2 separate regions of the Homo sapiens genome follow, and region 1 is linked to region 2. Evidence: chromatin loops called from intact Hi-C (ENCODE). Cell type or tissue: PC-9. All regions are shown on one strand. Links, peaks and the distances in the headings refer to the core of each region. The heading gives the core; the rest is flanking DNA.

Evidence for each region. Hi-C counts contacts between places; a loop is a spot of excess contacts. Peaks named below come from ENCODE experiments on the same cell type or tissue, not always from the same donor. Only the 100,000 strongest peaks of a DNase experiment are listed, where the experiment ranks them.
Region 1: it touches region 2 in a loop (4-fold over the local background); 4 of 110 quality-filtered maps call a loop at or near these places.

The regions. Positions count from the first base shown.
Region 1 is chr2:176,578,005-176,586,343 of GRCh38, forward strand. LOC124907910 (a long non-coding RNA gene) reads left to right here and starts at 7,545. Exons shown (of 2, transcript XR_007087314.1): 1 at 7,545-8,088. In PC-9, for the core only: no CTCF peak of the experiment used is centred there; DNase peaks (open chromatin) are centred at 5,177 and 5,697; H3K4me3 peaks cover 1,179 bases; H3K27ac peaks cover 2,472 bases.
Region 2 is chr2:176,633,909-176,642,247 of GRCh38, forward strand. LINC01116 (long intergenic non-protein coding RNA 1116) reads right to left here and starts at 3,701. Exons shown (of 5, transcript NR_188023.1): 1 at 3,554-3,701. LINC01117 (long intergenic non-protein coding RNA 1117) reads left to right here and starts at 3,846. Exons shown (of 4, transcript NR_110599.1): 1 at 3,846-4,100; 2 at 5,583-5,665. RefSeq lists silencers at 4,311-4,360, 8,325-8,339 and an enhancer at 4,521-5,035. In PC-9, for the core only: CTCF peaks have their summits at 4,433 (motif pointing left) and 4,635; no DNase peak of the experiment used is centred there; H3K4me3 peaks cover 721 bases.

The DNA.
Region 1 (8,339 bases), core at 290-8,289, 56 kb before region 2:
AAGTAAAAAACATCAGGAGGTTATGTTAGGAGCTAGGCTAGAGTTGGGGAGAATGATGGGTGGAGGCTGCGTGTGAGTCTCAGCAGCCTCCCCACTCCCGTTTCAGACGGGACCTTCACCTTTTGTGCACACTGCTTTATTTTTATTTTTATTTTTATTATACTTTAAGTTCTAGGGTACATGTGCACAAGGTGCAGGTTTGTTACATATGTATCCATGTGCCATGTTGGTGTGCTGCACCTATTAACTCATCATTTATATTAGTTATATCTCCTAATGCTATCCCTCCCCTCTCCGCCCACCCACAACAGGCCCCGGTGTGTGATGTTCCCCTTCCTGTGTTCAGGTGTTCTCATTGTTCAATTCCCACCTATGAGTGAGAACATGCAGTGTTTGGTTTTCTGTCCTTGCGATAGTTTGCTGAGAATGATGGTTTCCAGCTTCGTCCATGTTCCTACAAAGGACATAAACTCATCCTTTTTTATGGCTGCATAGTATTCCATGGTGTATATGTGCCACATTTTCTTAATCCAGTCTATCATTGATGGGCATTTGGGTTGGTTCCAAGTCTTTGCTATTGTGAATAGTGCCACAATAAACATATGTGTTGTGCACACTGCTTTAAATCCAGACTGGCCTATCACTTTATTGCTCAGGATAGTTAGACACAAAGAAGTTCTTCCAGAAGGTCTGCTGGTGATAGTGACTATCATATCATAAAATAATTTCCCCAATACACAGCCAACACTCCTTTTTTCTGCCTGGTGTATTCTAGGGATAAAATAGTTGTTGAGTGAATCTGAACTTTGCTGAGGGAAGTGTTAGCTGATAACTGAAAACGGGAAGTTGTATCCTTAACTGATTCAGTATCATTGCCCTGAATCCCATGGTAGGAAAATTTGTCATTGGGTTGTGTTGCTGTGTAAGATGGGAAGATAGTAAGTAATTTAAGAATCTCTTACATAAGATGTTTGGGATGGGAATTTCATAGATGATTTTGTGATTTAATCAGGTTATTGGGGACCCAGGGTCTTTCTCCATTTCTACTTCCCCATGCTCAGCATGTTTTCTTTTCATCCTCAGACTTACTGCATCTTGGACATAAGATGGACACCATAGTCCTAGACTTCACACAGTCACAAAGTTGTGTTCAAAGGCAGGGTGGTAAAGAAGGCTTCTTTCCAAGATCACTCTCTGCTTGTCAGAGAAGGACATATATCCCAGAAGCCTCTGGGGCTTCTGCTTACATCATATGGACCAGAACTGGGTCCCATGGCCATAACACACCACAAAGGGTGTTGGCTGTTTTAGTGCTATAATAGGAGGCAGTCTTGTTAGTATGGAAGAAAGGGGAGGGGACTTGTGGTAGAGTAGGCAACCAACAGAGTTTTCCACAGGACACAAATATATTGGGTATCCAAGAAATGGTGAACCTTTTCTGCAATTTCATGCCACCATCTTGTGGATTAAAATCATGTTCGTGTGGACAGGTTCTCACCATGTCAGACCTGGAGTCAAGCTTCTTTTTTGCTGGGCAATGAGGAGTTTCTTTCATTTCATTTGTTCTTTCATTCATTTTTCTGATTACTCATTTGTAATATATTTACTGAGCATCTAGCAGATGTTATTAAGTTTGTTTGCACTATAAACCCCTTCGGCGGCCAGATGAAACCTACGGATGCCTACTCAGAACGTTTTTTAAAGCATTAAATAAAATACACAGGATTACAAAGAAAGCCAATTCCATTGAAATACAGTTTACCTTTGGACCCTGTGGCCAGATCCTGTGCTAATGCCAGGCTATAAAATAGCAGGAATTACAGGAGGAACATTGTCCTCATGCAGCTTAGGGCCCAGTGAAGGAGCCCGCTGAGCAGGAGGCAAGTGAAGGCTCCCATAAGAGAGGCCTGGGGTGCCTAGGAGCACACATGAGGGCACCAGGCTCCATCCGGGTGGAGGTTGAAGGAAAAGAGATTCCTGAGTATCTAAGAAGGGATCCAAAGGAATTGACCAGGAAAGAGGGAGTAGGAAGATAGTTGTGGTGAGAAAGAAAAGTAAGAGCAAAGAGAAGATTGAAGAGTTTGGAGAACTGTTCTAGTTCAGTATTTCTGGAGTGTAGAGTCAAAAGGGGTGCTGAATTTCTGGGCAAAGATGAGCTCAGGACAAAACACTCCTGAGTCTGCTGCTGTGTTGAATGAGTTTATTGTACAGCAGCTTTGCCCAGTAAAGACAAGTGACAAGCCTGTAGTGACCTTGTTGGGTTTTGCTCACTGTTGCATCTGCAGTCCTGAGCACAGTGTTGCATTAAATAATGGTTACATGAAGGAAACACAAGCCCTCTGGGTTTCTCATTCCTAGGCCAGCATGTTATAATGCATTTTGTGAGGACTCACAGCTGTGTATGAGAGCATGCTCAGTCAGTTCCTAAAACAGGATCTTCTACAACTCTCATTCCTCTCCACCTCTATATTCCTGGCTTCGAGTAGCTGCCCCATCCTTCCATCTTTGGCCAAAATGTCAAGTTCTTGGCTGCATCTGTGGGAGTAAGGCCTACAGGTGTGAATGGAGCCCAAGTATTGAGGCTCACCCAGGAACACGTGGGAGGCTATGGACACTTGCCACCATGGCCACCATGCAGATTCAGGGATCTCACCCCACTCTGTCACCAGGCTTCACAGAGCCATCCAGTGGTTGTTCCCATGGTCTTCTTGTTTCCTTTAAAAGTACAAGAGTCGTGCTCTAGGTTTCTGGGGTTTCCTTGGTCCCTTCTAACAAAAATCCCCACCAACAATCTCCAGAGTTCACAAAAACGTGGCTTGCAATGTACCCTACACATTGATATGCATCTGTTTCTCAATGTTTAAGGGACAAGATAAGGATGGATAGAACACCCAATGGGAATAGGGGACATGGGTATTCCCTGAGAAGAGGTAATAACTAGTCAGATGTTAGAGCTGCAAGGGAGCTTAGAATGTGACTAGCTCAACCCTTTTCCCTCATTGAGGCCCATTTACCATTGAAATGAAAGGGTTGAACTTCGTTATGTCAACTGTGGCCTTGAATAGGGTGGTAGAAATTAATTAAGTTGTCTAAACTCTCAGAATTTAGCAACTTCAACTCTAAGATGAATGGTTTGAATATGTCTTTGAAAGTTCTAGCTAAGCATAAATGCTATGATTTTTGAATCATATCAGACACTTTCTCTATACATAAGTCTAATTTTCACCAGAAATGTAGCCTTCTTTTTCTTTCTAAGAGAGATTGACATATAGCTAAATTTTTAAAATTGATCCACTTTTTGTCATATGGACACTATTTTGTTATGGTTATCCTACAATTCATGAGCCAATTTGCAGCACAAATCTCAGATGATATAAGTGAATTATTCACATTTCACAGTGGTAACATAGTAGTTTTTCATTTCCCATGTCAGTTAAAATATCTCCTATATTCTATGTTATGTATTTTTAAAAAACCTAGGAACATGCACATATTCTCTGTTTTGGAATATGTTTGAGAACTTGGCACCATGAACAATGTGTTTGCGAGAAAGAACTGAACCAAGTAAATTTCACATAACCTGGTATTCTCTATTCCAGGAGCTCAGAAATGTCATTCTGACTGATAGGAAGATCCTAATGTCAGTAGCCTCCTGATTTGGTTTAATCGGAGCCTCAGCTCATCAGTTAATTTCACTGTGTCTGATCTTTCATTCGTAAAATGAGAGATAACCTATCTGACAGCCAGATAAAGAGGAATAAAGTTTGCAAAGCACTTAAGACATCTACAGAATGAATTGAAGAGAAAAAGATAATAATCCACTCGGATTATTCTTTGATGACATGGCAGATTGGCCTGGTGACATAATTTATAGGCCTCTTTCTTTGTCCACAAAAGGACCTTAGGCTCTGTGAATATGTTTCCTTGGAACTCTACTAATTTTTGGCATGTATCAGGCCCTGACCATGACCTAGATTTTGAGCAGAAGATCAAATGAAGCCAGACTAGACCACTAAAATTCTCCTGCATCATTTTTTCCGCTTATACTAGAGCACATACATATTTAAAAGAGAAAAACATGAAAAAAGGCATCTCTAAATCAAAACTACATTTGAAAACTTTGTCCAGGAATCCTTGCAGATGGGCACCAAAAGTCAACAAGACAAGCTGTCTTTTTGTAAGACAGCTTATAAAATATCCATGGGAAAATGTGTACATTGTAATTCTACAAAAAGGGATCTTATAGAAAAGTCAGGCACATAAGTATGGATTTCCAAAGTATGAATGTCAGTAAGTAAAAGACTGCAAGAATTCTAGAAGTTTCTAATTCGGTTTCTGATTGTGGAATTTGCCTTTGCCTGGAACAAGAAGCCCAGCTGTTTTACGATAGGGTCTTTTGCCTCCTAGCAACACAACAGACAATGTGTGCCTTAAATAGCAAGGCTGTTTTCAAGGACTACATCTCTTGGTTGTCTGCAGTTTCAATAATATTTTCTGGAGTTATAATTCATGTTGCATAGCAGTTATTTCTTTTATTGTTTGTTTACTCAAAATTTTGACCTAGCAATAAATTCTTATGGATTTTATTTTTTGATGCATTAAGTTTAATTGGAGCACAGGACTTCCATTTTGGGGTTCTGGTATTCTTTAAAAACATCATTGGTCTTTAAACTGAAAGGTTTGATGGAATATTAAATTTGATGAATCATAGCAAGTGTCTGTGTTTGTTAGCTTTTATAGACCATATTATTCATTAATAAAGTCACACTACATTGCCTTGAGTGGGTTCTAAAAGGTTAATGACTTGATGCAGGCTGGTGTGCTTACTGTTTGAGGGTGGCTTGTGGCAAACTTAGTTCACTTTAAAATTGGAATACAAAATAAAGATTATAATTTTAATCTCAAAGTCCAGAAATTTATTGGTCTCCTTCCTCTTTTCCTCCTCCTTTCTCTTCTTCAACCATCACCAAAAATCTTGCTCATTCAGATGTATGTGGTTTGAAGCCACTGGCTAGTTAGCTTCAAGATAACTCTGGAGGGGCAGTAGCATCACCAGAGAAGTCATCCTCCCTCCTGGCTGCTCCTACAGTGACCCTCCAGCAAGCAGACGCTGACTCAACTATGAATCACCCATTTTGAAACAAGAGCTGTTATTTGAGAAGTATACTGTTAACTGTTTGATTTTTTTTCCTTGGAGGCTCTGTTTTGGAAGACAAAATATTTGCAACCTTCAAATAAGAATAACTTATATAGCACCAATTACAAGATCACCTGTGTAAAGGAATCCATTGCATATTTGTTGACTGACTGAAATCAAGACTCAAGGAGGCACGTTCTCCTGTTCTGTGGTTAGAAGCATTTGGAGTAATTATTACATTTGGATTGTTTACCCCAGAGATTTTCTGAGTCAAACTTTTATGTGTCAGAAACAGTATTAATTTAAGCCAGACTGGGATTGTGTGGTTGCTTAAAAAAATAGCTAAATTGTTCAATTCCTTAATATTAAGTAAAGGCTCTACAGATACTTAACGAAAATCCATGAAATCTATATCCTTCTCAGAGGAAACCTTCTCTTGACAAAGTCAAGTGTGAGGGTAAATTTATCTTAAAAAGAGACTCGTCCAGTGCCTTGATTCTGTTGGGAGTTGTTAGTAAAATAAATGACTCAAATTGGTTTTGTGTGAGAAACAAATCAAAGCATTACCGGGGCGTGCCGGGCTGACCTGCAGTAGCTTAACCATTTCCTGAGCAATGAGAAGCTGCTAGATTGGATGGGTGATAGTTCCCGTGCTAGTCATTGTGGAGAGAAAAATAAAAGTTCATAAAAAACAGGCCACCAAGGGTTATATGGCTGCAATTGTTTCCAGGCTGAAACAATTTCGTATCTGTTTGTTATTGTCAGTATCTTGTTATATTGTTCTTTCAGAATCAATAAAAGCTAAACTCCCTCCATGGTTTTACTACTAAACTTTCCTGGAAGGATGTGTAACACTGAAAGTCAAGAATGGCAAAATAGGCAAGTAAGCAGAATGAATGATGATGAGTAAAATGTAAACCCACTTTAGTTAACAACTTTTTTTCTGAAAGTTTTTCTACTAATATAAAACATATGGAAAGATTCTTGGTGTTTTTGTTTTCATTTTTGTATTAATGTGTGAGGTAATTTTTTTTCTTCAGAGGAAAGAAAAGAGCAAACACACATAGTAGCAATATTTTTATTTTTATTAAGAAAGGCTATTTTCAGAGGATTCTTTATTCTCAATTTTTCCACACTTCTCAGAGTCCCTTGCTGGCAGTCACTGTTGCGGGAGGTTGAATTTATCCTGTTTAATAGTAGTTGTTATATTGAATGAGAAGGCGGTTTTATTAAAACTAGTTTAACAAGCATAATCATTTGCATTTTTCCCCTGCTCTATGTTACTCATCCATATCTATTTACGGCTGAGCACAATAGTCACTCTTAAGTATTTAATGCTTCTTGATGATTGGAATTCCCAGAAATAACTCACCAGCATTGGAGTCCAAGGCTGGACACAGTTCTGCTGAAGTTGTGGTGTGCTGGTAAATATTTAACAGCCAGTTCCTGGGAGTCGGGATAGGGAGGGAAGCATTTGCCAGTGTTCAAGGTGTAAATACTCACATCATAGCAGATTTGAAACTACCAACCTTCTATTGCTGAGTAAGGCATTGGGAAGACAGGTACACATTGGCTCTTGCCAGCCAGTTGTGAGTTGGCTTGAGTATGTTACTGTAGACTCTCCACCAAGTTAAGTGATTATGATTCTATGATTATTTAACAGATTGGAAAAGGAGAACTCTGTTGGTTTTATTATTTTTTTTTACCTAAAAGTTATGAAAACAATTGTATCTAAATATTGTCCTTGGATATCAATATGTGCTGACCTTACCCAAGCACTGTGAGAAACTAGTTCTCGCACATTTCTTTTTCTAAAAATTCTTGGTTGTAACAGAATGTCTAGGTAAAAAATTTCTCTCCGTGGGGAAAAATAGAAGAGTAAATTATTATTTTTTCCCAGCTTTATTGAAGTATGATTGATAAATAAAAATTGTACTCATTTAGGGGATGTAATATGATGTTTTGATATATGTATACATTGTGAAATAATTACCACAATCAAGCTAATTAACACATACATAATCTTCCATCATTACCTTTTGTGTGTGTCTGTGTCTGTGTGTGTGTGTGATGAGAAAACTGGAAAATCTACTCTCAGCAAATTTCAAATATATAATATATTATTATTAACTATAGTCAACAAGCTATACATTAAGTTTCCAATACTTAACTCACCTTACAGCTGAAGGCTTGTACCCTTTGACCAATATCTTCCCAGTCCCTCCACCCCTCAGCCCCTGGTAGTGAACATTCTACTTTCTGCTACTAGAAGTTTGACTTTTTTTTTTTTTTTTTTAGATTCCACATATAAGTGAAATCATCTGGTATTTGTCTTTCTGTGCCTGGCTTATTTCACGTAGCATAATGTCCTCAAAGTTCATCCATGTTGTTGCAAATGGCAGGATTTCCTTCTTTTTTTCAGGTTGAGTAATAGTAGAATGGTAAATTGTAGTGGGTGATCCAGCTCTATAATTTTAAAAAGTTTATTTTTTAAGATATGGTCTCATTACTGAAATTAGAGTCTCTGTAGAATGGGGAAGCTTTGAAGGACCCATTCATAGGGTCAATAAAAAACAATGGGCCACTGATATCTCTACATCTTTTATAGACAAACAGAAAAAATAGGGACTATCATAAAATATATATGTATGTGTGTATATATATATATATATGTATATATATAGGTTAATCATATCTCTAAAGTACTTTAAAGAAAGCTATATAGAGTAAAGCTTATCATTTGCAGCTGTTAAAGAGGAATGCCTGCAATGTGAGCAGCCCAGTTTGAAGATAATGGATTTATGAGTTGCAGGAAGCAAAATGTGTGATCGCTTGGGCCAGAATCTGTTAAGTATCATGTTGCTATTTCTCCCCTTTCTTCCCCATCTTAGGTCACATCTCAAATATGAACATCACCCAGAGGTTACCCAGGTGATCCCAGGCCATCTCGGGTATGCAGCTGTGCAGAACTTGATCTTGAAGGACAGATGGCATTAGGGGGAGTTCTTTTATACCTTGCACTGACCAGGGCTAAGTTTCTGACATTTCTGTCTGCAGACAACAAAAGGCTTTCATCATGAGCTGCTTTCTGATGCGTGCTTAAAACCAAGTTGAACGCATTAAAAGGGCGAAGAAGCAGAAATCTACTCGCTGTGCTCTGTGAAGAATTAAATAAAATTTTGATGGGGGTCGAAGGAAGGAG
Region 2 (8,339 bases), core at 291-8,290:
GCCAAGCAGGTGACAAACTGTTGCACTTCAAAGACAGGAAATCCCTTCAAACGTTAAATTGTAAGGACACAAAATGACCTACATTCAGGAAAATGGGGAGTCAGTAATTCCACATCAGGCTTGTTCCAGTTTATTGAAGCATGTCTGGTGGATATTAACTGGTCCTAAGGATCCCACTCTAAGTGAATGGCAGCCTTTTCCACCAGAAACCCACATTTTCAACATCTTATTTTTAAAAAGTCATTCGAGTTCACATCAGATTGAAGTTATTATGTAAGGACTCTCTCTGGGACAGTTTTCAACCCTAAAATTAGTCTAGTTTAAAATTACAATTACTCAGAATGTTTAAGAAATCTATGAACATGTTTAAAAAATCTTCTGAACATCAAAACTAAGAGAAGGCATCAGTCTACAGTGCAGTCTTAGAAAACAACTGATGGATTGCTTAAAATTGGAAAGACAGCCTAGAAGTGCCACAATATCAAGGCATAGGACTTCCTAGTAGTTTTACCCAGCTCAGAAGGCAAAGTCTAGATGGATTTCCTGCCAATCCCCAAAACTACCTAGGGCTGTGGATGCAGCAGTTTGAAACATGTGTCAATGCTAAATACTTGTCCAACTGGCTTGAAATAAAGGGAGGGCTGGGGGTGGGGATGGTTGAAGGGGGCAGAGAAATGGCATATGCTTTTCTCAAGGCAGGGCCTCTGTCCCCCAGCACTCGAAGAATTACTGAACAAATGTGTTAAGTGGGAAGGAAATGGATGGGTAAAAGCTAACTTCATCTCAGCACAAAAGAAGTTGTCCTTCCATGCTTACATTTTCAAAATGCAAAAATCCAAAAAGCATCGATATTGGAAAATTCTTGGGAAACTGAAAAGCTTAACCATATTCCATAATTTTATTAATTTAAGACCTTCCAAGCAGGGAGGTCAAACTTAACTCTGCTTCCAGCTTACAAAGCACGTCAACTTATTTTGTATGTATAGCTATAAACTGTTTGCAAGTTTCCTCAGTCAGGTACTCGGGATGAATTATGAATGGAATTAGCCAGCCTGACTTGGAATTTCCTCACTTTTACTGGTCTTTAAACAAGATTTTTATACATTCATATGTAATCGATGGAACCAACACATGAAATGGCCCTTCACATAAAACACTCTCTTTTAAAGTGATTTTGCAGTTAAGGAAACCTAAATATGAACTTCTGATGTGGAAAAGGTAGTTTTTATATGCTATTTAGAAACTGATCTGAAAAACTGATGAGCTGACCACAAGATTTCTGTCAGAAACTGAAATTAGGATTATATTTTAAAATACAATTGTAAATGCTTGCTTTCTTTTATAAAACCAATCTGCTTCTCATATTCCTAGCCTTAGTCACACTGAAAATACATAAATTTGGTATTTGGTTATTGAGTTTTGAAGTTGCAAGGCAGGATAATTTAGATATTCATAAATACAGAGCATAAGAAAATCCTTCCTGAGTGCAAAACTATCTTTAAAATAATCATCCAAAGGAGTGAATGCCACACCTCCTGATTTAATTTTGGCTATTAGCTATTCATTCCTTAATATACATTCTTCCACATAAAACTTGCACTGTCTTAAAACTTGCCTACAAACTGGCATGTCCAAATTGTGTGCATAAAAAATAAGATGAAGATCGATGCCAAGTTTTCAAGAAAGAAATGAATTTGGATTGTTTATTACACCAACAAGACACATGTTCAAATTTATCCCCTGTATATAAAAAGATTAGTATAAAATATTTCTCAATTGTTTATGCAGAAAGTAGTAGGGAACAAATTCCAATAATTTTTATCACATAGCTGATATAGCTAAATATTTGGAACCTTTAAAAGAAAAGTGCTAATTAAAATACATATAAATTTTTCAAAGTTTAAAAAGCAGTTGGAAAAATACTTCTACCACTTAGAACACAATTACCTGCACAGCTTAATAGTCTTATGGATTTCAGTAGTAAAATATGTTTAGAAACATCTTGTCTTTTCCATTCCCTCAAACACACAGTGGGCTGAGAATATAACTCTTCATAATATATTAAAAAGTATCCACCATCTTGAGAAAACTATATATTATGGTAATAATTTTTACATCTGATTATGCCATTTTTAGACTATGGAATATAGTTTCTGAATTCTTTTGGGGGGAGGGAAATGGTGTGGAAAAACTACTTTTAAAACGTGCTTCTATCTTCATTTAAAATGTATAAATTCTCAAGTTTCTTAACAAAAAACTTTGATCCCACTATTTTATATAGACTGCATTTATAGGCTTGGAAATCCTGTTCTCTCTATTAAACTCCTTAGACAGGATTATATTAATCTTACTTAAAAGAAAAAACTACTTACAGCAAACATGGCACTCAAAAGAATTAAAAATAATACTTGCAATATTTTAATATTTATGAAAATCTGTTTTTTGAAAGACAGATGAACTTAGAAATGTGAACACACAAAAAAATACAAGTATAAAGTTTCCTTTCGAAACTTTTCCTTTCAAAGAAATATTTATCCCACATTTCTACATGCAAAACTTTTAGTGTAAACTATTGAGAAAATCCTAAATAGTAAAACATTTGTTTCTGTAAGTCCATAAGCACTTGCTGTACATACTCAGAGGCAGCCCTGGCCCACTGTATCCGCAAATGCATCTGCAGGGGGAATGGTTCCAAGCCAGTCACTGAGTGTCATCTGTCCCTTCTCCAGGGGCAGGGACATTGAGTCACAATGAAATTTTATTATTTATATACATTATTTTAAATTCTGTTTTTCTTAGAGCTCAAAGCTTTGACAGTAAATGTCAAACCACACTGAAGTTGACTTGTTAGCTTTTGTAGCTAGCCTTACTGCTGTCGGCTATTTCAAATTGCAAATGACAATAAACAGGTGGTTTTTTCTTTTAATCACTAAAGAACATCCCTTTTCATATAGCTAATATAACAAAAAAGTCTAAAACATGGGCATATAATTCCCACTGTAAATTAATTATAATTATTTCAGGCTTAAGTATTAATAGTAAGTGAATTCTTTTCAAGAGATCCTTGGCGGTTCCATTTGCCCTTGAACATTAACCCTGCCACCTCAAAACTCAATGCCTTTGCACTTAGTCTAGAAAATTAAAAATACAACTCGTCCTCATCCTAGTAACCTGCGCAAGTCTCTACAAGAGACTGGAGGATCTACGTGGTAACTAACTTTAACTTACCTCTTCTAGGCTTTATTAACGAGTTTATCAAAAAATATTAACTTTCAGGCAAGATGTGGCTAATTCTTAAATGCAGCTTAAAACTTTCGACATCCCCTTGTAAAAATGATGCCACGAAATGTGCCACTGTCCATTTATTTCCCATTTCACTTAACGCATTAATATTGACCCTTCGGACAGCAGCGCTGGCATCATTTTGGAGCTGCAAAGCAAGACGTGGCGCGTTGATGAGCTAAAAAGGACCCGTCTTTCTCTGGGCCCCTTACCAACATCTCTCTCCCTAGAAGACAAATACTTTTCAGATCTCGCACCCCTCTTTACAAACCTGAGCGGGGCTTTCGGGGTAAGGGGAGGCAAGACTTTGGTGGGAGCTGCTCGTCTTCAGCAAAGCGAGGGCCGGCTGCAAAGGCGCAGGCTGGCAGTTCGGGTCATTTCCTGCCGATTCCCCATTCCCCTCGGAGCAGCTTGGAGAGGAAGTCGGACTTCTTTTCCAGGCGGAGCCTCCACGATGGGCGTGGGCGCCTCGTGCGTGGGCCGGGGGCCTCGTGCGTGGGCGGGGATCGGGGCCTGGGAAAAACGGGAACCCGGTACCCGCCCGCGCCCTCGCGCGTCGGCCAGGAACCTCGGCCCCATGCGGGCGGGCCAGCGCGGCCAGGAGGGCCGGGAAGAGGGGTCCCCGGGGCCCCGGATGCGCTGAACTCCGGGGAGGGGATGGGCAGGAGAGAGAGCACACTCCTGGAGCCGCGACGTCCAAACCCGGACGCACTTGAACCCGCAGCGAGGCCCGTGGCTCGCGGCCTTCGGAGAGCACCCGCGCCCCGCGCAGACCGGACGCCGGCCTTGCCCGATCCTCGGCATCCTTCGGCGGGGCGGCCAGTCCCAGGGCGCTCGCTGAGGGCCACACCCTGGCCCCAGAGTTTAGCACCGCCGCGGGCAGGGCGCTCCGCTCCCGGACCCCGAATCTGAAAGCGGAGACCAAGGGCTGCCTGCGGCAAAGCTCGACATACACTTGATTTTCTTCCGATTTGGAGAAAATGTCACGGGCGAGAGCAAAAAAAAAAAAAAAAAAAAAAAAAAAAACCCTAACTGTAAATATTATTTGGAGGTGGGCGAGGGCGCGGCGTGCGCGCGGCGGCGGGTGGCGGGCGGCGCGGGCGCCCTTGCGGGGATTCCCGGTCTCTCAGCGCGCCCTAGTGGACGCCCTGCCTTTCGCTGGCTCCCCGTGCTCGTTACAATCTGCAATATATTATTTCTTCCGAAGTATTGACAATGTGTGAGACTCCAGTAACCCCGGAGCTCTCGTCTGTAATCAGCACATTTATCCACATTTAAGGGGGAAAATCCGAATTAAATCCCCGTGACCCTGATTGGGTTACAGTGTCATTTTCCCTGGATCCTCTTTTAAATCCACTCCACACTGCTTCTCTGTCTATTACATGCTAATTTAATTTTACTGTGGAAGATATTTTCAGGATTTGCTGAGGACAGTAAATTTTGTAGTTTATGTTATTTCACTTTTTATGACTTTTTAACACTTAATAAAATTTTATTAGAGCACTTTTGTGTTTACAAGGCCACAAAACTCTTGGCAGGTTGTCAGAAGTCCTTTTTATTATGATCCTACTGATATACTGCGAGTAATGAAATAATCATGTCCAGAAATGTATCAAAGGCCAGAGGGATTATCCCACTTAATAGCTCCACAGATGCGCCCAGAAGAATGTGGACGCGCGACAGGACGGGCTGAAAGGCTGCAGGAGGAAGCAGGCAGCCCCGGCTCCTGGCTTTACCATTTCGGTTGCTTTCCTAAAAGGCTACATGCAGGGTCATGTGACTTTCCGCGGTCTCAATAAAAAAAAAAAAAAAAAAAAAAAAAAAGAATTTATTCTATTGCAAAATGTGCTTTTCTTTTTATACTCCTTGTGTGGGCATTTAAGACTGTTCTAGTGGCAGTGGGGTTGGCTGTACATATCCATGTCAGTCACCGCGCCCGGCCCCACTTTCTTCTCATTTCTAAGTGTACTTTTGTGGCATTTAAACTGCCGATGGTGACTTTGGTGTTGAGCGGTGTTGTTTCCACAGCCCACACTGAAGGCATTGGGAGGGACCCAGGAGGGCACAAGGTGTTTTAAGGCCCTTTCCCACCTGCCAAACACCTTTTGCTGTTGCTTTTTGGTTTTATTTTGTTTTGCGAAACCGGGGAATAGTGACTTAAGGACTCGGCTTTCTGCCTTGTGCCAGAGAGCCACAGTACACTGCTTTTATTTTTATTTTTTGGTAAGACTTGGCTATAGGAAGGACTGAGAATATAGCTTTCATTTCTTTTAAAAAACATTTCCTTTTCTTTTAAATAGATACGTGATCATTTAACACACGGGTGTTAAGTTCATTCTTGCTGCAAAAGAAGGCCATTGTACCTCCTGACCCTGAAAGCAAGGTGGGTGGCTTTGTTTTATAATTAAATTTTCTGTCTTCAGCTTCATATTTCTCTTTCTCTGTTATTTCCTAAAGAGTGTGTCAAAGTGATAAAAGAGGTGAGGAATGGACTCATAAACAGAGTGATTTTGAAATTACTGTTGGTGTATCCATAGCACGTGTTCTTCTAAACTTTGGCTTTTAAGGATTTCAGCAGGGTTTTTCACAAGCAAGTGTGTGTGTGTGTTTCATGTTCCAACATATCACATTAGGATTTTGTAATCTGTCACTGTTTAAAACAGCCTCTGGGAAGCGCGCCTCTCTCTGGATTGCCTCCATCACACGTGTGTTCTCTCCCATTCAGAAATACATAAGGCTGCTCATGATGCTCTTTGATTTCAACTTCAAGGAAGCAGTTTAGTTTTTTGTATGTCGTTTGCTAACCATGGACAAAATTTAGCACCTGGTCTAATAGTCTTCTGTGTGTCTGTGATGGCCTAGATTCTGAAAAGAGCTTACGAAGGACTGCAGTCCTACCTTAAAAATAATTATGTCCTGAGATCATTTGGGCAGCCATTTATCTCCTTTTCTGGTATTTTCTATTTGCAAATATGAGTCAGTTTTTCTTTCTCTTTTTCAAATTATTTCTCTAACAGTTAAAGAACTAGGAAAGAAAGTGATGTTAGGCCCTGACTAAATATTCTTCCTTCATTCTGCTTACTACTGACGGCTTGTTTTCTTTGCCTTTTACCACATGAGACACAAGATATGAGACGGAGCAGAGAAAAAGGTTCTGATGTTAGCTCTCCAAATTCCAGAGTGTTTTGCATAAGGGAATTTATGCTCAAGTTCAGGAATCAAGAGGAACATATTAATTTTCATTCTGCTATGAAGTGACAGTTCAATTTTATGAGTAATTTGTGTCTGGGACAATTTAAATAATACTTAAAAGCCTGCAGTAGCTTTCAAGTTAAAAATCTATTGTGTTCAATTATGAAGTAAACCTCCCCAAGGCAGATCCATTTAATGCATCAAAGTATGTTTTTAACTCTTATTCAAAACTCCAAGAGATTGGCTTAAATATGGTAACTGATGGCACACAGCTGTGTTAATGGAGGGCTAACTAGTGTCCACACCGACTTCACAGTCCCTTCTCAAGTCTTCAGTGATGAAAGGAAAGAAAAGAGTGAAGCCTCAATCTTTTCATCTAGAGAATCGATCTTCAAAAACAGGAGTAAAGGAGCCACACCAGAAGCATGCAATGGTCTCCTCATAAGAAAACGTGCTGTTACAAAGCAGTAAGGTATTGGTGATACCAGGGCAGACCCTAGAACCACTTTGCTTGTTTCCAATCCAGTTCTGCTGTCTATTACTGTGTGGCCCTGGACAAGTTATATAACCTCTCTGTGATTAGTTTTTTCATCTGTAGAATGAGACTGATGCTAGTCCCCCCCTCCTAGTTTTGTTGAAAAGTTTAAAGAGTTAATTCATATGAAATGCTTAAAACAGACCCTGAGTGCTTCTTAAAACAAACTCCTGGAAGACTGACATATCCATCACCTAGCACAGTGCCTGGCACATAGTAGGTCAATCAATATTTGTTGGATGAATATTGGATGTTATTTCATTGAGTGCCCTAGTTGGTTCAGGTGTGACCCATGAAGCAATGACTGAAGCACTCTCAGCCTCAGGTGTGGACTTGACTACTGAGAGTGGGCAGCACTCCAAGAGAAGTTTTATCCAACTGCAATTTTACTTTTTCTACGGATTTCTATGTTGTCTTCTTGATTAACAATTGGGTTATAAAGCTTTTGAGAAAAGAGCATCCGAAATTTTGAGGGGTCTCTATAGCACTTACCACAGTGCTTTGTACATAAGTAATAGACAATTGGTAAGACAGTATGCCACACATATCAGAGCAGTATGCATTACAGTCTTTTATTCAATAAACGATGGTTACAGGCACTATGCGAAATCTTTTCCATACATTGTTTCATTTTATTCACACTAATTTTCATACAGGTAGTTACAATCCCTATTGTATAGGTAAGGAAAATATGAGGCTCAGAGAAGCCTAGTGACTTTCCCAAGGTCACACAGCTAGTAAATGACAGGTCTGGATGTTTAGTCCAGGTCTATGGAAATGTCAAACATATACAGTTAGCACTACCCTGCACTGCCTCCCAATCTGTTTGGCTTTAAAGAGTCCCTAATCAATCTGGTCATTTACAATTAATGTGTAAACCATAATGAAAATGGAAATGATTAAGGCTGGAACCCAGGCCTATTATTCTTGAATTAGTCTTGTGCGGTGGTTGGAATACTAGGCCCAGTGGGGTGAGACACAGGCCTGCCTCCCAGGGTCTTTCCTGTCCTCCGCTCATTCCACCACTACATGTAGATATTTGAAAAGGCCCAGAGGAAAAGTCAGGGTTACTTTTTTCCCCTCTGTGGAAAAACATGATGAAGCTGAATTTACCTCAACTAGTATTAAAACATCAAGTGAACAGATGTACATATTGATTAAAGATGAAGAAAGGAGAACTCAGACAAGTGGGTGGCAGAGCAGTTTTTCCTTTTAACCAAACGTTCTTTCTTTATGGCCTTTAAAGATATGCATTCTTCCAAGATACTTGATGGGTGTTCTGACCATTTCAGGGAATGAAGAACAGCCTGAGACCATAAGGAAAGCCTTG